Regions from separate parts of the Homo sapiens genome. Here all the other regions are linked to region 1. A link is a contact called in ENCODE Hi-C or POLR2A ChIA-PET data. All regions are on one chromosome and are shown on one strand. The core of a region is the stretch at or near the end of the contact, and the rest is flanking DNA. Distances in the headings are between cores, read along the strand shown. Region 1 holds the start of CHTF18 (chromosome transmission fidelity factor 18). Region 2 holds the start of JPT2 (Jupiter microtubule associated homolog 2). Region 3 holds the start of TSR3 (TSR3 ribosome maturation factor). Region 4 holds the start of BAIAP3 (BAI1 associated protein 3). Region 5 holds the start of UNKL-AS1 (UNKL antisense RNA 1).

What was found. Hi-C counts contacts between places; a loop is a spot of excess contacts on that map. ChIA-PET counts read pairs that join two places held with the same protein, here RNA polymerase II (POLR2A). Pooled maps may share reads with other maps.
Region 2: a loop to region 1 is called in a pooled map, with 8 times the contacts of the local background. The contact joins the promoter of JPT2 here to the promoter of CHTF18 in region 1. A Hi-C loop is called at or near these places in 4 of 50 pooled maps. POLR2A ChIA-PET finds 5 or more read pairs at or near these places in 2 of 52 experiments (PC-9 and WTC11).
Region 3: a loop to region 1 is called in a pooled map, with 5 times the contacts of the local background. The contact joins the promoter of TSR3 here to the promoter of CHTF18 in region 1. A Hi-C loop is called at or near these places in 1 of 37 single-sample maps with no recorded cell type and 4 of 50 pooled maps. POLR2A ChIA-PET finds 5 or more read pairs at or near these places in 2 of 52 experiments (PC-3 and activated T-cell).
Region 4: a loop to region 1 is called in a pooled map, with 5 times the contacts of the local background. The contact joins the promoter of BAIAP3 here to the promoter of CHTF18 in region 1. A Hi-C loop is called at or near these places in 1 of 37 single-sample maps with no recorded cell type and 4 of 50 pooled maps. POLR2A ChIA-PET finds 5 or more read pairs at or near these places in 1 of 52 experiments (PC-3).
Region 5: a loop to region 1 is called in a pooled map, with 8 times the contacts of the local background. The contact joins the promoter of UNKL-AS1 here to the promoter of CHTF18 in region 1. A Hi-C loop is called at or near these places in 6 of 50 pooled maps. POLR2A ChIA-PET finds 5 or more read pairs at or near these places in 2 of 52 experiments (WTC11 and naive thymus-derived CD8-positive, alpha-beta T cell).

The regions. Positions count from the first base shown.
Region 1 is chr16:787,370-790,643 of GRCh38, forward strand. CHTF18 (chromosome transmission fidelity factor 18) reads left to right here and starts at 1,251. Exons shown (of 22, transcript NM_022092.3): 1 at 1,251-1,406; 2 at 1,562-1,756; 3 at 1,841-1,991; 4 at 2,178-2,346; 5 at 2,808-2,900; 6 at 2,978-3,030; 7 at 3,156-3,274. The coding sequence starts at 1,316. RPUSD1 (RNA pseudouridine synthase domain containing 1) reads right to left here and starts at 1,012. Exons shown (of 6, transcript NM_058192.3): 1 at 887-1,012; 2 at 187-375; 3 at 1-108. The coding sequence starts at 368. RefSeq lists an enhancer at 1-285 and silencers at 735-824, 845-1,304, 1,485-1,544.
Region 2 is chr16:1,674,530-1,680,174 of GRCh38, forward strand. JPT2 (Jupiter microtubule associated homolog 2) reads left to right here and starts at 3,750. Exons shown (of 5, transcript NM_144570.3): 1 at 3,750-3,827. The coding sequence starts at 3,784. CRAMP1 (cramped chromatin regulator 1) reads left to right here. Exons shown (of 21, transcript NM_020825.4): 21 at 1-3,379. RefSeq lists silencers at 3,377-3,776, 3,807-4,166 and an enhancer at 3,607-4,242.
Region 3 is chr16:1,350,504-1,354,535 of GRCh38, forward strand. It overlaps TSR3 (TSR3 ribosome maturation factor), which reads right to left and starts at 1,375. Exons shown (of 6, transcript NM_001001410.3): 1 at 1,190-1,375; 2 at 876-1,095; 3 at 304-497. The coding sequence starts at 1,301. GNPTG (N-acetylglucosamine-1-phosphate transferase subunit gamma) reads left to right here and starts at 1,428. Exons shown (of 11, transcript NM_032520.5): 1 at 1,428-1,514; 2 at 1,599-1,656; 3 at 1,736-1,803. The coding sequence starts at 1,463. RefSeq lists a silencer at 953-1,652.
Region 4 is chr16:1,329,491-1,335,029 of GRCh38, forward strand. BAIAP3 (BAI1 associated protein 3) reads left to right here and starts at 4,155. Exons shown (of 34, transcript NM_001199097.2): 1 at 4,155-4,259. It also overlaps the pseudogene RPS20P2. RefSeq lists an enhancer at 2,283-2,332 and silencers at 3,109-3,309, 4,045-4,204.
Region 5 is chr16:1,405,365-1,410,837 of GRCh38, forward strand. UNKL-AS1 (UNKL antisense RNA 1) reads left to right here and starts at 3,030. Exons shown (of 2, transcript NR_188570.1): 1 at 3,030-3,528. All of the region lies in intron 2 of UNKL (unk like zinc finger), which reads right to left. RefSeq lists silencers at 2,808-2,985, 2,864-2,913, 2,964-3,033, 3,304-3,453.

The sequences.
Region 1 (3,274 bases), core at 1-2,500:
TTGGTCACGCGCCGCTCCTTGAAGCACCTGTACGCGCTGCCGGCGGCTGCCTTGTTTAGGGCCACGCACAGCGCCCCGCTGGTGGAGAAATCCAGCTGGTGGCAGAACCTGGAGTGGGACAGAGTCCAGAGTCTGAGCCACTTTCCTCCACAGACGCCACCGTGGGGCTCCGGCCGCCCCCCCTACCTGAACCCGTAGCAGGTGTCAGGGTCGGCCAGCTCGGGAAAGCGGTACCGCAGCTGCTTCTGCAGGGTCAGAGTCTCCCGCCACGCCTTGCTGTCAATGCGAACGTCCCAGTGCTTGTTGACCACCAGGAAGTCGCGGCTCCGGTACACGATGGACAGGTTCTCCACGCTGCCTGGCTCCATGGCCGGCCTGCCGAGCCACGCGTGGGTGCGTGTGCTGTGAGCACGTGGTGCGCCCCCAGCCCAGCATACAGAGGTACCCGCACCGCCCCACCCGGGCTCCGGTGCGAAGCCACCGAGCCGGGTCCGCAGCCCTACTGTGCACCTGCATCCTCAGTCCCCGAGATCAGTCCCCAGGGCGTCAGCTGGGGAGTCAAGGAGTCAGCCTGCTCCGGGCTGACCTGAAGGGCCCTGCCTGACCTAAGCCTGGAGAAAGAGCCCGTTCCAAACCTGCCCCACAGATCCTCCCCACAGACCCTCCCCTCCAGGGGATGCACGTGAATGCCTCTGCCCGACGGTGGGGGCGGGGAGGGGCTGCAGCACTACCAGGCCCGGCAGCCAGGTCTGCCCGCAGCGCGGGTTAGGGCTGGGGCCTCCTCGCTCCCCGCAGTCCGCGCAGACCCGCGCCCCGCACAGGCCCGGTGGGCAGGCCGACCCTGGCTCCGAGCCCCTCCCGCGCCCACGCCCACGCCAAGACCAACCTGCTGCCGGGCCGTGCAGTCCAGGCCCCCGATGCCGTGCCCGGCGCCGGCTCCAGCCGCGCGCCCGCGCGCTGGCGACCCAGAGACCCTGGAAGCTCCGCTCCGGACGCCTGGCAGCGCTTCCGCCCTGCACCGCTGCGCGCGCAGCCCCGCCCCCCCCCCCGGCCCGCCCCCGGCCCGCCCCCGCCGCGGAAGGGCGGCTGCGGCGGCCAATGGCGAGCTCCCCAGGACAGGACGCGGGGGCTGCGGAGCAGGAACTCGCCCCGCCCACCCCTCGCGCAGCCCCGCCTCCGCCACGCCAACCAATGGCGCGCGCCGCCGGGCACGCCGGCTGCTGATTGGCGGCGCCCGGCACGCTCGGGGCGGGCAGTGCGCGACGGCGGCGGCGGCGCGGGAGGTTCGGAGCGGGAGCTCGGGCTCGCGGACGGTATGGAGGACTACGAGCAGGAGCTGTGCGGCGTCGAGGATGATTTCCACAACCAGTTCGCGGCCGAGCTGGAGGTGCTGGCAGAGCTGGAAGGTGGGGCGCGGCCCCCGGCCGTTGGGGAGGAGCTGCGAAAGCCGGGACAGTGGCGACCTCGGGGAGGGCGTGCCGGGGGCCGAAGGGGCCTCCACGTCGCCGCTGGCGGGATCTGCTGTCTCGGGGCGGCCGCTGACAATCTCCTCTCCCAGCAGGGGCGTCGACTCCGTCGCCCTCCGGGGTCCCCCTGTTCACCGCGGGCCGACCCCCGCGGACGTTCGAGGAGGCCCTTGCCAGAGGGGACGCGGCCTCCAGTCCCGCCCCAGCCGCATCTGTGGGCAGCAGCCAGGGCGGCGCCAGGAAGAGGCAGGTGGACGCCGACCTGCAGCCGGCCGGGTCCCTGCCCCACGGTAGGTTGGCGGCATTGCCCCAGGGCCTCCGGAGTGGGCGCGAGGCTGAGGAGGCCTCTGGTTCCCTGCATGTGTCTCCCCCAGCCCCCAGGATCAAACGGCCTAGGCTGCAGGTGGTCAAGAGGCTGAACTTCAGATCGGAGGAGATGGAGGAGCCGCCCCCTCCCGACTCCTCGCCGACGGACATCACCCCGCCGCCGAGCCCTGAGGACCTCGCAGAGCTTTGGGGCCACGGGTGTGTGGCTTGGACATGGGCGTCCCATCCCATCTGTCCAGTGGGACTCAGATGGAGCCCATCCCGTGCCCTGGATGAGGCCTGGGGGGTGGGGAGGGTTCCATGGCTGAGAGCAGTCTCGGACACCCATATCCAAGGGTGACCCCACGCTTGAGTTTCTGCCACTGAGCCCCGGTCTCTCTCCAGAGTCTCAGAAGCTGCTGCCGACGTGGGTCTCACACGGGCCTCACCAGCTGCCCGCAATCCCGTCCTGAGGCGGCCCCCCATCTTGGAGGACTACGTCCACGTGACATCCACGGAGGGCGTCCGGGCTTATCTGGTGCTGCGTGCTGACCCCATGGCCCCGGGGGTGCAGGTGCGTGGCTGTGGCCTTCCTGCACGGTGGGTGGGCCAGTGCTGCTCAGGAAAGGGTCCTTGGAGCCCCTCACCCCTGCCATTTGCTTAAAGCGGGTCCTGTGCAGAGCCCCAGGGGTGCAGAGGGGGAGGCTGCGTCATGGGGCGTAGACTTAGAGGACACAGCCTCCCCACAGCAGGTTGCTGTCCAGCCTGTTTGTATGGCCTCGGGTGGAGAGGGCCTCCTTGCTTCCCCTCCTGCTTTTGCCCTTTCCTCCTTTCTCCTAAAGCTGCCCCCAATTTCCCTTTGCAGCTGACCCATCTGGATGGCTTCATTCCTTTGGCACCCCTGTCCAGTCTCCCACCCCTCACTGGCCAGCTTACTGGGGTTGTCCCACCCGGGTCCCTGAGCACTGATGGGGGCTGACGTGAATCCTGTGACCTAGGAGGGGCCCAGAGGCAATTGTCCTCCCTTCCCCACAGGGCTCTCTCCTCCACGTCCCATGGCGAGGCGGTGGCCAGCTGGACCTGCTGGGTGTGTCCTTAGCCTCCCTGAAGAAGCAGGTCGACGGCGAGGTAGGGGCTGCGGGTTTGCTGGGGGGCGGTGGCGGGGCCGCCTGAGCCCTCCTGATTCCAGCCTGTTGTTTGCACAGCGGCGGGAGCGGCTGCTTCAGGAGGCCCAGAAGCTTTCAGACACCCTGCACAGGTGACTTGGTTGGCCCTTCCGCCCTGGGGACCCTTGTTGGCTCTTGCACCAACTCCTAGCTCCTAGCGTGTGGGTTGGCATGGTCCCTGCGAGTTGTTTGTGGCTCAGGACGTGGTCCTCTCCAGTCTCAGGTCGGGGGAGGAGGAGGCAGCCCAGCCCTTGGGGGCCCCTGAGGAGGAGCCGACTGACGGTCAAGACGCCTCCAGTCACTGCCTCTGGGTGGATGAGTTTGCACCCCGCCACT
Region 2 (5,645 bases), core at 2,500-4,999, 890 kb after region 1:
GCAGGACAGTTGGGTGTGGCCTGGGCTCATGCCTGGTGGTGTCACATCCCAAGGCAGCAAGAGCATGGATACCGATCACAGGGCTGCTGCGGAGTCGTGGGGCCCTGGGCTGGTGCCTCCCCTCCCTAGAGGTTTTGTTCGTACTCTTAACAGGGAGTGGGGGCAGGAAGAGTCCTGTACTATGCAGGTTGTGTGGACTTTACATGGGACCCTGCTAAGCTGGTTGAAAATGTTTTTCTTGTGTTTTAAGAATTAGGAGACATGGAAGAGGAAGAACAAAGTCCCCTCTGTAGTTGGTTTCCTTCCTGTGTCCCTTTGCAAGCTTCCAGGCGATCTAAGGTGTCATTTCTCCCTCCTGGGGTGACCCTTAGGCGCTAATATGATTACAGCGAAGACTTTCCTGATAAGTTCTCAAACTCGATGTGTGACTGTTTGGCACTTGAGACAAACCTGCCTTTGCAGGGAAAGTGTCTCTCACGGGCATTGGTGTGGGCGTGCCTGACATACGTGTTCAGTCCCTTGCATACCTTTGCCTTGAGACTTCTGTGTCTCCTTCCCATTTGGGACACCCAGGTGAGGGCCCAGACATCTGGATGTGGTCAGACCTCACCAAATATATGCCTTCGTGGTGGTCTCCCTCCTTGCGCCCTCTTGGGTGGCCAGCGTTCCTACTGCAGACGGCCCAACATCCAGTCTTTCCCCAGGACAGAGCTAACAAGGGCCCCTTTGCCTTCTCATCCTCAGGAGTTCCAGGCACATGAGTCACCGTCCATCCACATCCAGTGTGGCCTGGAGCTGCTACAGAGGTGTTGGGCAGGCCATGCCTGTGCCGCCATCTCTCCCTTCCTGCCTCATTTCATCCCCCGCAGCAGCCGGGATTGATTGTGCTTTCCTAACCCCCTTGGACCTACTCTCCCTCCTCCCCACCATTCCTCTTCCCCCACATGTGTGGCACGCTGCAGCCCTCAAGGCCAGCCCTGGCCCCTCCACTGCTTCTCTCCCCATCCACAATGGAGAAGGTGAAAAGAGGAGGGAAAGGCCTTTGGTGTGGACAAGCATGTGGACGCCCTCCGTCCTGCAGTCTTGCCAGCCCACCACAGCCACTGTAGACCACAGGCAGGCCGTGTACTGCACCACTGGGAGGACGTGGAGAGGACAGTGAACTTCCAGGCAAGAGCTTCCTTCTTTTGTCTCACGAGTTTTTCTTAGAGCTCTTGCCTGAGCTGGCTTCCCTCCTTCAGACATTGACATGAGATCTTAAGCAAACAGTCCCAAACCTCTTAGGGGTGAAAAAAGAAACATGCCACTTGATTAGGAGAGAGACAGCAGTGTTTGAACTACAGCATCTTTACACTAGCTTGTGTTTTGTGCTACGTATACCAGCTTCCAAAATTAGCATCTCATTGAGCCAGAGAAGACAAGGAGATCTCCCTCTGGGCATCTGGCTTTGCTGCGTCTCTAGAGGGTTAGGATACCAGGCCGAGTTCAGGCCACTGCTAGCTTTCTCATACTCCCACAGGCTAGACCAGAGATGCCAAGTCCCAACAGCACTGAGCTGTGTGCACTGTGCCAGGGACAGGAGGGTTTGTGAACTGCCTGTCAGGGTACCTGTTAGCCCCTGACAACTCAGTGGGGTGAAGTTTTGGAGGTCAGAGTCTGCTTTCGTAGGCTCTTTAGACAGCACCTACCACTTGGTTCTCCAGCGTAGACTCCTGGGAGCAGCCAACTGCAGCCATTGCCATCCAGTGGGGAGATGGGTTAGGGAGGAGGACGGGCTGACTCCTCTCCTGTAATAAAGCTGACAAGAGTTCTAGAGGATTCTGCTTCTCTAGTAACTAGACAGGTGATACGCATTTGCTTGCCACATTAAGGGAAAATGGTGTCATTTGTTGCAGAAAAACAATGGATACATTTTCTTCTGGCCTAAATGAATATTTATGTGCAAACATAGGCAACTGTTAAAGGCTGGAATTTTCAAAAGATCCAAACAGAGACTTCCTGCATCTTCTGCCTTTCCAACAGAAGCGGTGATCGTCTAAGTATGAGCCTGTGGCTTCCTTTGTGCATTTGAGCATGCTGTAATTAAGATGAGATCAGTTTCTTAGAAAAAGCTTTCCTGAATCCCTCTGACGTTGCCTGGGATCTTTCTGTTGATTCGTCTTTTCTGGAGATTGGGACAGAGCATCTGTGGTCCAGGGAAGTTAGTCCTCTGGCCTCAATTCTGTTGTGGATGTGCAGTGATAAGCGGGCATTGCGTGCCTCGGGGGATGCCTAGTTCGTGGCTTCCTGGCTGTTTTGTCCTTCTGTGTCTTGTAGCTGTAGGGTGCCAGCTCAGGGAGTGGGGTGTTGGCGGCGTTTCCGCGGTTGGCCTCCTTGCTTTGCCGCACCTCCAGGTTCTGGGCATGAGAGGCCGTGGCCTCATTTCTGGTGGATAACCTTTTTAGTTTAATAGCATCTTTAATTAGATCACAGCATTGAATTCAAAATTTCTTCTGCAAAGAAAGTTGTGGGGCATAAGACACCGGGAATGAGGGAGGAGGAAGACAGTTGTGTTTTCTCTTTAAACCTTGAGCTCTAGCCGATGCATTTGTCAGGAAATACAGCACTTTGTCTTAAGAAAACAAGGAAGGAGGCCGGGCGCAGTGGCTCACGCCTGTAATCCCAGCACTTTGGGAGGCCGAGGCGGGCGGATCACCTGAGGTGGGGAGTATGAGACCACCCTGACTAACATGGAGAGACCCTGTCTCTACTAAAAGTACAGAATTAGCCGGGCGTGGTGGCGCATGCCCATAATCCCAGCTACTGAGGAGACTTGAGGTAGGAGAATCACTTGAACCTCAGCGGCGGAGGTTGCAGTGAGTCGAGATCGCGCCAGTGCACTCCAGCCTGGGCAAGAAGAGCGAAACTGGGTCTCAAGTTAAAAAAAGAAAGCAAGGAAAGAGTAATTTACAACGAAGGAAAAAAACCCACAGCACACCCTTCGCGGCTGTCAGCGCTCTCCTGATGTCACAGTGGCTGCGTGTCCTTGGGGTGGGTGAGGTGTGGGGAGCCCAGCCCCTGGCCCTGCCTCCCGCGCCCCGCTCCCCTTCTCTCTCTTACTCGGTTAAGCCATAGCGAGGCCTCCGCTCGTTTCAGATATGAATTTGTTTTATAGATTATAAATATGCATATACAGTGTATGTATAAAGCAGAATGCCTGCCTTTCCTGGTTATTTTTTGTACCATATTGTAAATTATATTATTTATTCTTTACCAATTTTGGGAATAAAAGGTGTTTTGGTTATTTAATATAATAAGAGCTGTTAAACTTCTGTTTAAATTTCCAGTTCAACTTGTAAATGTTTTTATTGTGCATAAATACATACTAATGTTGATCTAAGGACTGTCGTTTGTGCCTGTTCTTCAGGGCCGCGCGCCCATGCCCGCAGTCCCTGGTCGGGCAGGTGCGGCCCAGGTGCGGCCCCGCGGTCGGCTCGCGGGCTCCCGCAGACCGGGCTTCCTCCCGAGGGCGCGGCCGTCCCAGGGCCCGCCCGGCCCGCCGCCCAATGCGAGCTCCCACCTCCGCGAGCGGCGTCGCCTTCCCCAATCGGCTGCGGGCGCGGCGCCGACCGTTCAAAGCCTAAGTCGTCGGGGGTGGGCGTGAGGGGCGGTGGCCGCGCTGAGATAGGCTGCGGAGGGATGATTGGCGTCTTGGCGCCCAATGGGCGCTGGCGGGCGGCCTTGAGTACCTGCGCTGGGCGGGCGGGAACGGCGCGCGGCGAGCTGAGGGTGGCGGCGGTCGACATGTTCCAGGTCCCGGATAGCGAGGGCGGCCGCGCCGGCTCCAGGTGCGGCGCGGGGCACACGGGAGGCGGGCGGATAGCGCGACCACGTGGCGGGAGCGGGCCAGCCCAGGGCGTCCACCAGCCGTGTGGGGTTGGGGTGGGGTTGGGGGGCAGGGCGACCTCACAGAGGCCCTCGGGGCCGCCGCCCGCCTTTCTGCGCCGCCGCCAGACCGAGGCCCGAAGCCCGAGGGGCCGCTCGCTGAGGCCCGGGCTGTGGAGAGCTGCCCGCGACCGAGGCCGAGGGCGGGGAGGGGCGCCCGGGCTCTGGGAACAAAGCTGTGTGGAGGGCGGGCTGCGCTCCCTCGCGCCTGGGCGCCCGCGTTCCGTGTGGTGCGTTCCGTGGGGGGTTTCCTGGGGGCGGGGTGTGCCCGTGGGTGCGGCCCATTTTGTCTGTGGGATGCGTGTCCATGTTCCCGGGGGGGTGTCCCTAAGGGGTGTGCGGCGATGTGTTCGTGGGGGGTGTCTGGCCATGCCCCCGCTCCTGTGCGTGTGGCCGTGTGCCCGTGTCCCTGGTGTGTGTGTGGCCTGTGCCCTGCCCATGGCCGCGCTTCCACTAGTTCATGTGAGTCCACTTCCTTTGGAAAGTGCCAGGGCGTCTGGGGAAGAGTCAGTTCTATCTCCTGGGAAGGTGGATGGCGCTCCTGGGCTTCGCTGTAGGAAGAAGTGGATTGGGACGAAGATATCCTGACTCAGCTTTAATAGCCAGGAACACTGAGCACACTTTTCTTATGTTTTTGAACTTTTAAAGCACTCTTTGGGTATTGGGACTCGCATGAATTAGAGGGACAGAGCTTACAAGGTCTTTCGTGCCACTTGAGCAGTAAACTTGCATTGTGAAGTTTGGGTCTTCAGATGCCTGAGGTTTTCTGTATGATGAGCCCCTCTGTGGCACAGCCTCGCCAGAGAAGTAGAAGAGAATATGTGTGCCATGACTGTTAAGACCAATACTATATTGCTTCTCAGCCTTTTGGCTATGATCAAGTGAAGACAAATACTATATTGAATAAATACTAAGTAAAAGAATTGCTCCAACTTGCTAAAAATAAAAACCCTTTAGATTGGCCGGGCGTGGTGGCTCACACCTGTAATCACGGCACTTTGGGAGGCTGAGGTGGGCGAGTCACGTGAGGTCAAGAGTTCGAGACCAGCCTGGCCAACATGGTGAAACCCCCGTCTCTACTAAAAATGCAAAAATTAGCCAGGCGTGGTGGTGTGTGCCTGTAGTCCCAGCTACTTGGAGAGGCTGAGACAGGAGAATCACTTGAACCCAGAGGCAGAGGTGGCAGCGAGCCAAGATAATGCCACTGCACTCCAGCCTGTACGACAGAGCAAGACTCCGTCTCAAAAAAAAAAAAAACCCTTTAGATTTGAGGGAGTTAGGTCAGTATTCAGTAATACTTGTAACCAAATAATTACCCGTGGCAGGGTGCAGTGACTCAACGGCTGTAATCCCGGCACTTGGGGAGGCCGAGGCAGGTGGACCACGAGATCAGGAGATCGAGACCATCCTGGCCAACACGGTGAAACCCCGTCTCTACTAAAAATACGAAAAAATTAGCCGGGTGTGGGGTGGCGGGTGCCTGTAGTCCCAGTTCCTTGAGAGGCTGAGGCAGGAGAATGGTGTGAACCCGGGAGGCGGAGCTTGCAGTGAGCCGAGATCACACCACTGCACTCCAGCCTGGATGACAGAGCAAGACTCCGTCTCAAAGAAACAGCCCTTCATCCATGGAACAGTGATTATTATGCCTAGGTCTGCACCGATGTGGGACCAGGAGTTTAAACTAGTGCTCAGAGCGAATCCGGTTTCTGGTTCCTGGTGGC
Region 3 (4,032 bases), core at 125-2,624, 560 kb after region 1:
TCAGCAATTCAGTAAGGAGGACGTGGAGGATAAGGAGGATTCTCTGGGCAGTGGTGCCCTGATAATGAATGGCACCCCACACACCGGCCCTGATAGAACAGCGATCCCATTCTGCCTCTACTGCAACTCCACAGGCCGAAAACCTGAAGTGACAGTTGGGGCTGGAACCGTGGTCTGTCTGAACTGTTCCCCTGTCCGTCCCTTATGCTCCTCCTGGGGTCTGTCGGCAGGAAACATGATGCTGGGAGCATAGCAGGAACAGCAGGCCGCCGGGTCACACTGCTGTGGGGCCCCTGGACTCACCTACGATGCAGAAGGTGGCAGCAAACGCTTCCACGCAGGAAAGTCTGTAGGGCCGGCCATAGTTCACGGGGTTGGCGGCCACCAGGTAGGGCAACAGGCGCAAGTGGCTCCCTCGCATCTTCCCAAACGGTGTCTCGTCCAGCCTGGCCCAGGAGCAGTCGATGACGGCGACCCCAGACTGCGCCACCAGCTGTCTGCCAGGGACAGCATGGGATAAGTTCAGGAGCCAGCACTACCCAAGGTGGAGCATGCCCCGGAGAATGGCCTAGCTAAGGGATTCAGGGACATCATTCCGCCATCCCCAAACACCCTCAAACGGACTTCACGAGCAAGCTTTTGAGGCAGCTGCTTGGGGCACCTGGAGCATGTGTTTATTCACTCAACAAACGTTTATTACCCCAAAACCTCCTTTATCCCAGGCTCTGCGCTACGCAACGGAGGCAAACTAGACAGACGTTCCCTGCCCACGTGGGTGTGGATGTGGGTGCGACATACAAGTGCCACTAAACCATCCCTGAAGGGAACCACGCGCTGGAAATGAAGACGACCTCGGGCAGGCCTCCCGCGCCTACCTGTCTGCGGGGGACGCGTACTGCTTGCCCACGGGGCTCAGCACCAGACCGCCGAATCTGTGGCCCAGGCGCAGGCAGCGCACCAGCCCCAGGCGGGCCAGCTTGCGGCCCGTGCAGCGCCGGGGGTCGCAGTGGCCCAACTCCCACATGGCCAGCGTGCAGGGCAGCGCCGCCGGGCCCGGGCCGCCCTCGCCGTCAGCCGCCCCTGGCTCCACGGAAGCTGCACGAGAGAGAGAAGGGCACTCGGCCTCAGCGTGGGACCCCCGGGCAGGCCCTCAAACCCTGACCCGCTCTCCCCATCACGCCTCGCTCACCCTGCAGCGCGGCGCCGACCTCCTCGGCGAAGGCCTCCAGGGAGCGCGTCGGGAGGTGCCGAGGGCGGCCGCCTTCCGCCCCCGGCCCGCGCGCTGCCCTCCTGCGGCCCATGGCGCGGACCTGGGGTGCCGGGGACTCCCCACCCCACGGCCGCGCCCCTCGGCCTCCCAATGGGCTGTGCGGCTGCCAGCGCTTGCGCCGGACGCCACTTCCGGTCCCCGTGGTCACGTGACCGTCACTTCACGTGACCGCGCGGCGGCCGCTGCGGCGCGATGGCGGCGGGGCTGGCGCGGCTCCTGTTGCTCCTCGGGCTCTCGGCCGGCGGTGAGTGGCCCGGCCGTCCGCGTCCCCAGGCCCCGCGCGCGCTCTGCACCCCGGCCTCCCCGCTCACGGTCTCGCTCCCCGTAGGGCCCGCGCCGGCAGGTGCAGCGAAGATGAAGGTGGTGGAGGAGCCCAACGCGTTTGGGTGAGCAGCCTCGCGGGCTGGCGGCTCGAGCGGGGGACGGCCCGGGCCCGTTCCCCGCTGACCTTGCCGCTTCCCGTAGGGTGAACAACCCGTTCTTGCCTCAGGCCAGTCGCCTCCAGGCCAAGAGGGATCCTTCACCCGTGTCTGGTGAGTGAGGAGCGCTGTTGGCCGGCGCGGGGGTGGCCGCGGGGAGCAGCAACAGTGGAGGATGGATGAGTGACCCTGAGAGTTACGGCCCGGAGTCTAAAGCATTGGTTTGTCAGCCTTCTAAAATTAATGTGGAAGTACGAGAGAATATACCAGAACGTTCTTGTAGCGAATTAAATTATCTCCAGACTTAGTCCTTCCTTTCCTTTCCGAGAGGTAACTGCTGTTAATAGTCTGGTGACTTTGCAGACGCGTTTCTGTGCTTTTACGTGCGTGTCTATGCAACTGGAAAACGTATAGTTTTTGTAATCTAATCGCTTTTTTAAAAAATCATGCTGCGCGAGTATTTGGCTGATTTGTCGTTGTCACTCGCTGTATCTCTCGGGACGCTTCATGGTGATGATATAGGTCTTCGTTCTTTCTCTTGGTGCTCAGCACGCGATAGGATGGCACTGCACTCCCCGATTGTATTTAGGTTCTTGCCATTTTTTTGGCCATTAGAAATAGTTCTGTGGAGAACATGCTGTGTAGGTGCTTTGGTTTGCCCTCAGGTGAGCGGTTTCCCAGTGCAGGATTCCAGAAGTGGAATTGGTGGGTCATGAGTATATATATCATTTAAACGCTGAATGAGTATTAAATATAATAGACAAAAATCCAAGAATTTTTTTTTTTTTTTTTTTGAGACAAGAGTCTCGCTCTGTCGCCCAGGCTGGAGTGCAGTGGCACGATCTCGGCTCACTGCAACCTCCGCCTCCCAGGTTCAAGCGATCCTCATGCCTCAGCCTCCCGAGTAGCTGGGATCACAGGCATGCATCACCATCACGCCCAGCAAATTTTTGTATTTTTAGTAGAGATAGGGTTTATTTCACCGTATTGACCAGGCGGGTCTCGAACTCCTGACCTCAAGTGATCCGCCCATCTCGGCCTCCAAAAGTGCTGGGATTATAGGCGTGAGCCACCGCGCCCAGCTTTAGTAATTTTATTATCGAATACCTTTATGTGTTAGGGTCTGTGCTGGGGTTGCAGAAACGAACACAGATATACCAATGCTTGTCCTCATGGAGCTGACAGTCTAATGGGGAGGGATGGAGGAACAGGCACTGAGCCTGTAGAATTAGATAAAATACATAGAATGGCCAATGATGAAAAATGCCATGTAGATGTGTGAAGCAGAGGAGGGAGTGTGTGTATGTGTGTTAGAGTATTGTTTGGGGGATCGCTTTTTTTATTTTTTAGAGACGGGGTCTTGCTCTCTCACTCGGGCTGGAGTGCAGTAGTGCAATCATAGCTCACTGCATCCTTGAACTCCTGGGCTGAAGCAATCCACCAACCTCAGCTTCCTGAGTAGCTGGGACTACAGGTGCACGCCACCATGCCCGGCAAATGTTAAGTGTTCTTGTAGAGATGGAAGTCTCACTATGTTGCCCAGGCTGGCCCCAAACTCCCAGCGTCAAGCAATCCTCCTGTCTTGGTGGGGATTGCTTTAAATAGGGTGCTGAGGAAAAGTCTAAGAAGTGACATTTCAGCCAAAAGCTAAAGGAGAAAAGGGAGTAAAGCTGTGGCTATTTGGGGAAAGGGATCCAGGAAAGGGAGTGGCCAAAGGCCTTGAGCAGGACAGCCAGGGCCAGAGGGGATTCAGCTGGGGTAGCCACAGATCAGAGATAAAGGGGATCAGATGGTGCCGCACCGTGTTGGTAGGTTTGGTGGACTTTGACTCCAAACACATCTTTTTAAGTTTTTTGTTGTGTGGCTGGGCGTGATGGCGCACCTGGGGTTAGGCTCACTTCCCTGCGGCTCAGAAGCCATGGGATGGTGGCTTCCCAGGGCCTGAAGTGCTGGAGTCGGGCCACCACCTATCCCAAGAAGCTGGGGAGGAGGCAGGCCACTGTGTAACAGCGCAGTTCCCGACCGAACCCCTTCCAGTAGGAGAGAGGCAGCCTTGGCTAATGGGACCACGTCTTTTTGGAGGTGAGAGTCCTGGAAAGAAAACAGAATATGCTGGTCGTGGTGGTGCGTGCATGTTGCTCGGGAGCCTGAGGTGTGACGATCGCTTGAGGTCAGGAGTTCGAGACCAGCCTGGCCAACATGGTGAAACCCCGTCTCTACTAAAAAAAACCACAAAAACAAAAGTTAGCCGGGCATAGTGGTATCCTCCTGTAATCCCAGCTGCTTGGGAGGCCGAGGCTGGAGAATTGCTTGAATCCAGGAGGCGGAGGCTGCGGTGAGCTG
Region 4 (5,539 bases), core at 2,905-5,404, 550 kb after region 1:
ATGGTGGCAGGTGCCTGTAGTCCCAGCTACTTGGGAGGCTGAAGCAGGAGAATGGCGTGAACCTGGGAGGCAGAGCTTGCAGTGAGCCAATACCGCGCCACTGCAGTCCAGTCTGGGCGACGGAGCAAGACTCCATCTCAAAAAAAAACTTATAAAAAAAAAAACTCCAGATGAGCATCCATAAGCAACTCATTGACTTGCACAGTCCTTCTGAGATTGTTAAGCAGATTACTTCCATCAGTATTGAGCCAGGAGTTGAAGTGGAAGTCACCATTGCAGATGCTTAAGTCAACTATTTTAATAAATTGATTACCAGTTGAAAAAAAAAAACAAAAAAATACAAAAATCAGCTGGGCATGGTGGCGGGCGCCTGTAGTCCCAGCTACTCGGGAGGCTGAGGCAGGAGAATCACTTGAACCCAGGAGGCAGAGGTTACAGCCGAAATCACACCACTGCTCTCCAGCCTGGGCAACAGGGCAAGACTCCATCTCAAAAAAAAAAAAGAAAAGGAGGGACTCTGAAGCCCCCAGAGCTGGGAGGAGTCGCCTCCCAACCCCAGCTCTGCACAGAAGGATGCACACTGAGGGCCTGGCCTCTCCCTGCTGGGCCCCTAACCACAGTGAGCACAGAAGCCCATCTCGCTGGGAAGGGGCCTCTGACACCCCCACCCTCAGGCTGGTGGGAGGCGGGGCCAGGGGACAGGGTGCCATCCTCCCTGCCATCCAAGCCTCACCGCAGCAGGGGCTGTCCTGCCTGCAGGGCTCTGGCACACCAATGGCCTTTGTTTGGGGGCTTGGTAGGACCCTGTCTTGGGCCCACTTCTTTGTCCCTGCCCTGCCCTGGACCCCTCACAGATGCTGCTACTAGCACGGAGGCCTGAGAGAACTCCAGCGTGACACTGGGTGGTCACCTCCAGCCGGCCCCACCTGTGCACGCGTGGCAGCAGGACTCCCGGAGCTTCTGGTGTGGGATCTGGAGACCAGCATCTCAGGCATGAGGCCAGACTTGGGCTGAGGCCCTCCCACCCAGAGCCCCTCTCTTGATGGGGCAAGGAACAGGTTCTGGCAGTCTTCAGGGTCCTCCAGCTCCGGGGCAGGCAGGGTCCCTGGCCAGAGTCCCTGGGCTCTGACCCCACGAGCTCTCCAAGGACCCTGCCCTTCCTTGCTTGGGTCCTCAGAGGGAAGTTGGGGGCAGATTCTGGGAGGCTGTGCCTGCAATTTCTAGGGCTGCCACCAGAGGGTGGTAGCACTGGGCCCTGCGCTGTGCTCATGAGCGTGGAACAGGAGGGGCTGTCTAACTCTGCCATGGCCTCACCTGTGTGCTTCAGCGGCTTTGGCGCCTGCGTATCCAGAGCCTGGTGTTTTTACCTGCCCCCCCATCTCCGCCCCCCGCCACCGGCCCGGCCCTAAGGAGGAAAAGCTACTCTCCCTGCCTGCCAGACCCTTTCCAGCACAAAGTCCTGAGAATGTGAAAAGAGCCAGGCTTGAAAAATGGCTTTTCTCAGCTTTGCACAAGCAGCCCTGGTGCCCCAGCAGCCTCCTCAAGCTCTGACCCCGTCTGGGCAGGGGGTCTCGTGTCCCGACACATCGGTGGGAGGTGTTCCTGCACCTGCGCCATCCCCTCACTGTCCCCGGAGCACGGCAGCTGTCTGCACTCCGGTCCGAAGGCAGAGACGCCAGGGTAGCCCCTTCAGAGTGAGGCCTGGGGCTCAGGGTGGGGAGGGTGGGCGGCCCACTCTCCTGCCCTCTCTCTTAGTGGGAGGGGACTCACGCGAGGATGGGCTTCCAGCCCCAAGCTATGGAAAGGTAAATTGGGTCACTGGAGGGGCCGGAGTTCTGGCTGGGTGGCTGCAGTTCCCATCCCCACCAACTGGGACTGAGGCTGACCTGCTGTGAGTTGAGACTGGCTCACTGAGGTCCCCCAGCTGCACCCAAGGTGGGTGCTGCTGTTGTCCCCATTTTACAGAAGAGGGAAACTGAGGCCCGGGCAGTGGAGGGTCGCCCTGGGGCAGGGGTGAGCAGGGTGCTGGGACTTTGATCCAGGTCAGCCTGTCTTCAGCCTCAGAACAAGTTGGAGAATGAAGGCCTTGGTCACTGAGTGGGGTGTCGCTCGGATCGTTCATTCCTCGACTCCTCACCAAATGTTTGTGGAGGGGACAGTCCTAGTGACCGTCCTCTCCTGGGGAAACGGAGGCCCAGGGCTGGTTTGGGACTCAACCTATCACTATGTGGCCCTGGAAAAGCCCTTTCCCGTCTCCGGACTCCAGTCTCCCTACCTAGAAAAGAGTGGGGAGAGGTCTCCAAGGGTGCTCCCGCACCCAACGGACTGCAGTGTTGGTTTCAGGGTTGGTGCTCTCGTAGGGGCCGGAGCAGCGGCTGCCCCTCCCAACTTCCTGTTTACCGTAGCTGCAGAGCCTGTCCCTTCACTTAAAGCCAGTGTGATCACCATGGCAACCGGCCTGTGTTTGTTCCAACAGGTGGGCAGAACCTGGTGCAAGACCGCAGAGGCAGGGGCGTCACTCCCAGACCCGGTCTCCAGACCCACCAGCCCCTCAGGAGAACACTGCTACAGAGTGGGGCTGAGGGCCCAGGCCCCCTCCCCTGCTTCCCCCACCGCGTCCCTGTCCCAGCCAGTCCCTGCATTTCCTGCAAGCTCCCTGCCCTCCCCCACCGGCCTGGCTGTGCTGGGTCAGGATCCGGCAGAGCCTGGGCCGAGCGTCCCGAAGGAGAGCCCACCCAGGGGTCCTGCCCCCGATCCTGCACAGACAGGTGTGGGGCGGGCATGGATTTGAGTGAGTTGGGATCCAGAAGCCAAGACAGTTGTTGGCAGACGGGCCCCCTCCCTTTGAAGAGCTGTGTTCTGGAAGCCTGTCTGGCCTTGGGCTGCCCAGGTGCCCTTCGGGTGAAAACTCCAAAGTCTGACCACCCCCCACCCCTTGTCCCCAAAGGGCTGCGAGTGTCCAGCTGTATTCGACCAAGGGCAGGTGCGACCGGGGGGCCGCTGCGCCCTCGGCAAGTCTGAGAGCCTCAGGCCCCCGACAGGACCATGCTTAGCACGGACTTCTCAAAGTGTGGTCCCTGGACTGGCGGCAGCAGACTGGAGCTGGGAAGTGCAGGCGCTGGCTGGCGTGGGGACCACACCTGTGATCTCAGCGCCTTAGGAGGCCGGGGAAGGGGGATCCCTTGAGCCTGGGAGTTTGAGACCAGCCTGGGCAACATAGGGAGACCCCCATCTCCACAAAAGAAACCAAAAAACATTAGCCGGCGGGTGGTCCCAGCTACTGGGGAGGCTGAAGCGGGAGGACCACTTGAGCCGGAGAGTTCGAGGTTGCAGCGAGTGGAGATGGTGCCACTGCGCTCCAACCTGGTTGAGAGCTATTTTTGAGAGCTTTTTCGAGACTCTGTCTGAAAAAAAAAGGGAAAAAACGCAGATCGCGCCCCCACCCAGACTTCGGGACCAGCGGGTTGGGGACAGGACCCATCAATGCCTTAACAAACCCTGCAGGAGACCGCGGGCCCGCTGGGGTTCCAGGACAGCGCAGCGGAGGAAGAGCGGGGAGCCACCCGGGAGGGGCTGGCGGGGTCCAGTGCAGACCCCAGGGGCTCCGGGGGCTCTGGCCGGCTGTGACCCCACAAGCGCCAACTGGGCCCTCACCAGAGCCCCAGGGACGATCGCCCCACAGACCGTCCGCGTGGGCGTGGGGCGTCCCGAGTGGATCCCTGCAGGACGCATCCCCGCCCCGAGAAGAGAGCGGCGGGGCCCGCGAGGTGTCCCTGAGTCAGGCCCTTCCAGAAAGGTCTGCACCGCTGCTGGTCTTCGTGACCGTGGCTTCCCTGGGGTCCGCGGAGGAGACCCCGCCGACCACCCCCTTCTAGACCCCACGCGCCACGGGGAGGGCGCGCGCGGCCAGGCGGGGTCCCGAGGCAGCCAAGCCCGCTCCCCGTCCCGCAGCCACCTGTGGGTTGACTCACAGCCCCGCATCCCGGGGGAGGGGGCTCCGGCCCGGCTCAAGGCACGGAGACCCCGGCCGGGTCCCCTAAGGCGCCGTGGACGCGGGGGGCGGGGCGAGCGCGGTCAGGCCCCGCCCCGGTCAGGCCCGGCCCCGCCCCCAGTCAGACCCCGCCCCCGCAGCGGCGTCCGCCCAGCAGTTGCTCAGTCGTCGGCGCGCGCGGCTGGGAGCGGTAGCTGTGCCTCGGCGTCCCCGAGCTGGTGCCGAGCGCAGCGCCCCAGGAGCCCCCCCATCCCCGCGCCGGCCCACGGTAAGTGCCGCGGGCTGCGGCCAGTGCTGTTGGGCCGCCGTCTGGGCTCGGCCCCGCGCCCCAACCCGGACGGACCGACGGCCGCCGCCCCCTTGGTCCGGGTCCCCCAGGAGGCACGGGGGTGGCCTCCGAGGCGGGGGGCGGTGGGAAGGTCTCGACGTCCCCTCGGCCCTGGGGAAACTGAGGCCGCGCATGCTTGGAGGGGCGGGGTCTCGGGGGCATTTCCCCTCCGAACGCGCAGGAGAGGGTGCGGCGGTGGGGTCCGCACTGCGGAGCGGACGGGGAGGGTATCCGGGCGCTGGCGACGGCCTCCCCCGCACTTGAGCCGCCAAGCGAGGCTTCGACCCCCGCGCCTCCCTCCCCGGGGGAGCAGACGGGCCCGGGGCCTCCCAGCACCCCTCCCGGGCGGGCTGCACCCCCCAGCGTCCTCGTCCCTTCCCTCCTCCCGCAGGTCCTCGTAAGGCCCTTTAGTCCCCCCGAAATCCCTGCGAGTGCAAAGCGGCCCCTCCTTCAGCCCCACTCGGCAAAGGGCTGTGGGCTCTTGCCTGGGCCGGGGTCTCCGGGGGAGGAGTTTAAAGTGACACACTAGACCCGCCCCCAGACTCACCCCGGACCGCCCGCCCCCTCCGAGGGGAGAGACCCCCATAGAACTGGGGGTGTGGCTCCTGCGGGCGCCCGGGGCCCCGGGAAAGGGGGTGCCGCGAGGCGGGGCAGGGAGGGGGTCGGTGAGCAGAGGGAGGAGGGAGCGCTGCGCAGACACGGGCGAGGGGAGGAAGAAGGCGCCTCGGGCTCCGGTCTCCTGCGCTCCTGCTGGGCGCCAGCGGCTGGACCTTGGCAGCCGTCTGAGGCTTCGGGGAGCCCAAGGCCACCGGCAGCGCTTGTTAGAATGCAGATTCCCGGGGTTCGACTGGAATGAGACCCCGGGGAGCAGCGTTTGCAGCGGGCCCGCCAGGTGACCTGCACCTGGGCACCGCCATCGGCTTCGCAGGGGCCATCTGGAGGAGTCGGTGAGACCAGGGAGAGATTCCTGCGGGAAACCCCCAGGGCCTGGTGAAGGGGAGTCGGGGGGCTGAGGGAGGAAGAGCAGGGAAGCTGGAGAGAAGACCAAGAGGGCAGCGTGGAGAGCCAGCCTGTGGGGCAGATGTCCTGCCACCTCCCGCCCCAGGCACACACCCAGGGCACCATCAGCTAACCCCCTGCCCCAAATGTGGTAAGAAGGGCGCCCCCAACACGTTGAAGGCGTTTGTTCCTAGACAGCCTGCACTGGGGAGGAAGGCTGA
Region 5 (5,473 bases), core at 1,780-4,279, 620 kb after region 1:
GCGGGTGGATCACGAGCTCAAGAGTTCAAGACCAGCCTGGCTGGTCTACTAAAAATACAAAATTTAGCCGGGCATGATAGCAGGCGCTTATAATCCCAGCTACTCGGGAGGCTGAGGCAGGGAATTACTTGAACCCGGGAGGCGGGGGTTGCAGTGAACCGAGATCGCGCCACTGTACTCCAGGCTGGGTGACAAGGGCAAAACTCCATCTCAAAAAAAAAAAAGAAACTGGAAAAAGTTTTAAGAAAATGCCTTACTCTTACGGACACCTAGGAGGTGAGAGGGAATACCTAAGAGAAAGCACAGAGCCATTGCTCACGGATGCCCAAGGAGGGGACGCACGAGCCCCCGGGGGTCGGGTGACAAACACGGTTCTCAAACTCATCCGAGACAATCAGTGAGCAGAGCCACGTGATTACACCCAGCACATGGGCACCGCTCTGCCTCACGCTCCAATGCCCTGGACCCACCGAGACCAGAGGATAGGAGGCAGCCAGATCCTGGAGTGCAAGAAGCTGCCCTTCCCTCAGGAAGCTCTCACCTGAACCCAAGGAGGGTCCACCAGACCCCCTTAACACATTCTCGAGACTGCGAGCCACATGCATCAAAATCACCTAGGAGGCCCGTGGCCCATGTGGTCCCCCCAGCTGGTGTGGACGAGGCCCGTGGATCTGCACTGCCGGCTGGTTCCCAGGGAACGTGCGAGAACCACCGGGCTTAGGAGACAGGCAGTGTACACGACTCCCTTCCAGCTTAAGGACGCAGGCATAGGTGGGGGGCCCAGAGCACAGCACTGAAACAGCTGGGGGTGATGGGAGGAACAGGCGTACTCCCATGCCGGGCTATATTGCTAATTTTTTTTTTTTTTGAGACAGAGTCTCACTGTTGCCCAGGCCGGAGTGCAGTGGCACAATCTCAGCTCACTGCAACCTCTGCCTCCTGCGTTTAAGCGATTCTCCTGCCTCAGCCTCCCGAGTAACTGGGATTACAGGCACCTGCCACCATGCCTGGCTAATTTTTGTATATTTAGTAGAGACAGGGTTTCACCATGTTGACCAGGCTGGTCTTGAACTCCTGACATCAGGTGATCCGCCTGCCTTGGCATCCCAAAGTGCTGGGATTACAGGCGTGAGCCACCGCGCCCGGCCTAATTTTTTTGTAGAGACAGAATCTTGCTGTTTCCCAGGCTGGTCCCAAACTCCTGGGCTCAAGCGATCCACTTGCCTAGGCCTCCTGAAGTATTTGGACTGCAGGTATGAGCCACTGCACCCGGATGCCTCTGAGTTTTAAAGACTGCTCGCACGTCCCAGGCCGGCCGTGGGCTTTCCTCTTGCTCCCAAAGCCCAAGCTCATCATGAGATCAGTTTAAACAGCAAATTCTACACACCCTGAAGTGAGTGGAACTTTCACCTACGCCTTAGGTCCTAAGGCATTCAACATTTTAAAATTAAATATTGCAAGAGGATCTTTTAATAGAAAGATCAGACTCCTGGCCGGGCACAGTGGCTCACGCCTGTCATTCCAGAACTTTGGGAGGCTGAGGCAGGTGGACCACCTGAGGTCAGGAGTTAAGAGATCAGCCTGGCCAACATGGTGAAACCCCATCTCTACTAAAAATACACACATACACAAAAATTAGTTGGGCATGGTGGCGCACGCCTGTAATCCCAGCTACTCGGGAGGTTGAGGCAGGAGAATCACTTGAACCCGGGAGGTGGATGCTGCAGTGAGCCGAGATCGTGTCACTGCACTCCAGCCTGGGTGACAGAGGGAGACTCGATCTCAAAAAAAAGAAAGAAAGAAAAAAAAAAGATCAGACTCCAGACCCGCCAGATACAAGCAGCAACAGTTAATCTTAGAAATGGATACTTGGAAAAGTTTCTCCTCCCACCAGTTACTCACAGAATGCACAGTGGAGACCCAGCTAGGCACACCCCGGACCCATCCAGACAGGAGTTCTGCACCTGCCGGACGACAGAGGCCTGGGGAGGCGCACAGGGCAAGCGGGAAGTGTCAGGTCTGTCAGGTGACACCGCCAAACAGAGCTCTGGAAAGAAGACAGAGGCCGGGCGCAGTGGCTCATTCCTGTAATCCCAGCACTTTGGGAGGAGAGGTGGGTGGATTACTTGAGCCCAGGAGTTCGAAACCAGCAAGACCCCACCCCTACAAAAAATACAAAAATTCAGCTGGGCGTGGTGGTGTGCGCCTATGGTCCCAGCTACTTTGGAGGCTGAGGTGGGAGGATCACTTGAGCTCAGGAGGTTGAGGTTGCACTGAGCCAAGATCACACCACTGCACTCCAGCCTGGGCGACAGAGTGAGGCCCTGTCAAAAAAAAAAAAAAAAGGACAAACCTGTGTCTGTGTGTCAATCTGGAAAAGTGGCACCACAGGAATGGGGCAAGCCTGTTTTTTCTGAGAACGAGACCCAGGGTGGCTGCAGGGCCACAGTGCAGGAGCGCTCTTCTGGACAGGGGTGGGCTGGCAGATGGCCACTCGTTCTGTGGCTACACAGCTGCAGGCCACGTGTATTTTTTTTTCCCAATGAAAATGGGCCTAGAGGCTGGGCATGGTGCCTCAGGCCTGTAATCTCAGGACTCTGGGAAGCCTAGGCATATGGATCGCTTGGGTACTCCGGAGGCTGAGGCACGAGGATCAGCTGAGTCCAGGAGGCAGAGGTTGCAGTGAGCCAAGATCGAGCCACGGCACTCCAGCCTGGGAGACAGAGCCAGACCCTGGCTCAAAAGAAAAACAAAAAAAAGATGGACCCTGGAGAGGCCCGGGGTCCCGCGGGGCGCCTTTTCTATTTCTTTACCGCAATCTGTTTAAAGAGAAAAGCAAGCGCCTGCCCCTCAGCTACACCCCCGGGGCCTCAAGGCCACGCCCACATGGGAGCTGCCCCCCCCCCCAACGACCAGGACGGTTCCCACGGGGGCGGGGCTTCACACGTGACCCGGGACAGCCAATCGCGGGCGCGCAGCGGAGGGGCGTGTCGCGCGGAACAAAAGGCCTTTCCCGAGCGGGGCGGGGCGGGGCCGAGATCACGCTGATGCCCACAGGACCGGCACGGCGTGGGGTGCAACAAGGGGCAGCCACCCACCTAGGAAAGGGTGCACAGTGGGGGCACCCACGGGGGCAGGCACCGGAGGGGGTGCCCACAGAGGATAGAGGACGCCGAGAAGTGACCTGGGGAGCCATAGGATGAGGAAGAGAGAAGAGATGACAGCAGGGGCTGTAGGAGGTCACCCTCCACGGAGGGAGGGGTGACGGCAGAGGCGTCCGCAGGAGCTGGTACCGGTGGGGCTGCCCCCAGGGGGGGCTGACAGAGGCAGCAACTGAGCAGGCAGGGGTGGAGCGAGGTGCCAGCCTGCCGTGGAAAGGAGACGCCAGCAGCGGGGGGCCCTCCTGGGGTCCCAGTCCTGCTCTGCCCCACAGCTCAGCCCCAGCACCTCCAGCCACAACCAAGAGCAACGCCTGATACGGGCTAAGGGTCTCTGCTCTCTGATACACATTCATGTGTAAAATAACAGGTTGGTAGTATCAACACCCAAAATAGAAATTTCTTTTTTTTTTTTTTTGAGTCTTGCTCTGTCGCCAAGGCTGGAGTGCAGTGGCGCGATCTCGGCTCACTGCAACCTCCGCCTCCCACGTTCACGCCATTCTCCTGCCTCAGCCTCCCAAGTAGCTGGGACTACAGGTGCCCGCCACCATGCCCAGCTAATTTTTCTGTATTTTTAGTAGAGACGGGGTTTCACCATGTAGGATGGTCTCGATCTCCCGACCTCGTGATCTGCCCGCCTCGGCCTCCCAAAGTGCTGGGATTACAGGCGTGAGCCACCGCGCCCAGCCAAAATAGAAATTTTAAAAACCAATGAACTAAAGAAAAGGAAGGCCCTGTCCTTATTCTGAACGTTCCTTTATTTACAAATTCCGAGGCAACCCTTAATGAGAACCAGAACGGGTACTTCAATAGGACAAACTGGCTATTCCCTTTGTTCAGCGATGAGAAAGTCCCACTCCCGTGGAATGAAGGATAATTATGGAGGAGAGATCTCAGGGGAGGCAGCCTGTCAGACACTTCCTAAAGGGCCGGTCGAAGCAAGTCATTCACACGCTACAAACAAAATCTTAAATAAAATAAGGAAATTTCCTTACTATGTGTGCATATACCCAGGTATCCAAAACAAAACACCAAACAGGCATCTTAGCCCCACTTACCACCCTCAATTATAAACTGTAAGCCATTCAGACAGCAGGCTAATATTTTTGTAATGATGTTATGGAACTGCTACTTGAGCACAGCTTGAAGTGACCACCTAGAGGCAGGCGCTTACTACAGCACTGTCCATCCCTGTAAGAACTGGATACCACCCTGTGCCTAGCAGTGAGGCTGAGTCCACACCAAGACACCCAGACTCCGCAACAAAAACTTATGAGGCCGGGCGCGGTGGCTCATGTCTGTAATCCCAGCACTTTTGGAGGCCAAGGCTAGCGGATCACCTGAGGTCAGGAGTTCAAGACCAGCCTGGCCAACATGGTGAAACCCATCTCTACTAAAAACACAAAAATTAGCCAGGCATGGTGGCACACGCCTGTAATCCCAGCTACTCAGGAGGCTGAGGTACAATAATTGCTTGAACCCAGGAGGCAGAGGATACAGGAGCCCAGATCGCACCACTTCACTCCAGTCTGGTAGATAAAGCGAGAGCGAGACTCCATCTCCAAAAAAAGAAACAGTTATGAAAAGATGCTTTCTCGCCGGGTGCAGGGCTGCACACCTGTAATCCCAGCACTTTGGGAGGCTAAGGTGGGAGGACTGCTTAAGTCCGGGAGGTCGAGGCTGCAGTGGGCTGTAATGGCACCACTGCACTCCAGCCTGGGTGACAAAGCAAGACCCTGTCTCAGAAAAAAAAAAAAAAGAGAGAAAAAGATGCTTTATCTTTATGCATTAAAAGCATCACCTGGCCAGGCACGGTGGCCCATGCCTGTAATCCCAGCACTTTGGGAGGCCGAGGCGGGTGGATCACCTGAGGTCAGGAGTTCGAGACCAGCCTGACCAACATGGAGAAACCCCATCTCTACTAAAAATACAAAATTAACCGGGCGTGGTGGCACATGCCTGTAATCCCAGCTACTTGGGAGGCTGAGGCAGGAGAATCGCTTGAACCCGGGAGGTAGAGGTTGCGGTGAGCCGAGATCACGCCACTGCACTCCAGCCTGGGTGACATAGAGTGCTGCCAATCAGTGCCCTGTATTCAACACTGGAGTGGGGTCAGACAGGCTGGGTGCTCGTCTTCACACTTCCAGGACCCCCACACCAGAGTTAAGCAGCAGTGGCCCTACTTGCAACTCAGGATCCCAGGTCTGGGCAGATAAGGGGCTTGACCAAGGGAAATCAGGGGCTGAGCCCAGACATCAACTAGACAAATACCTGCCTTTGAAAGCCCCATTTGCGGAAAACAGTGGCTTAAAAAC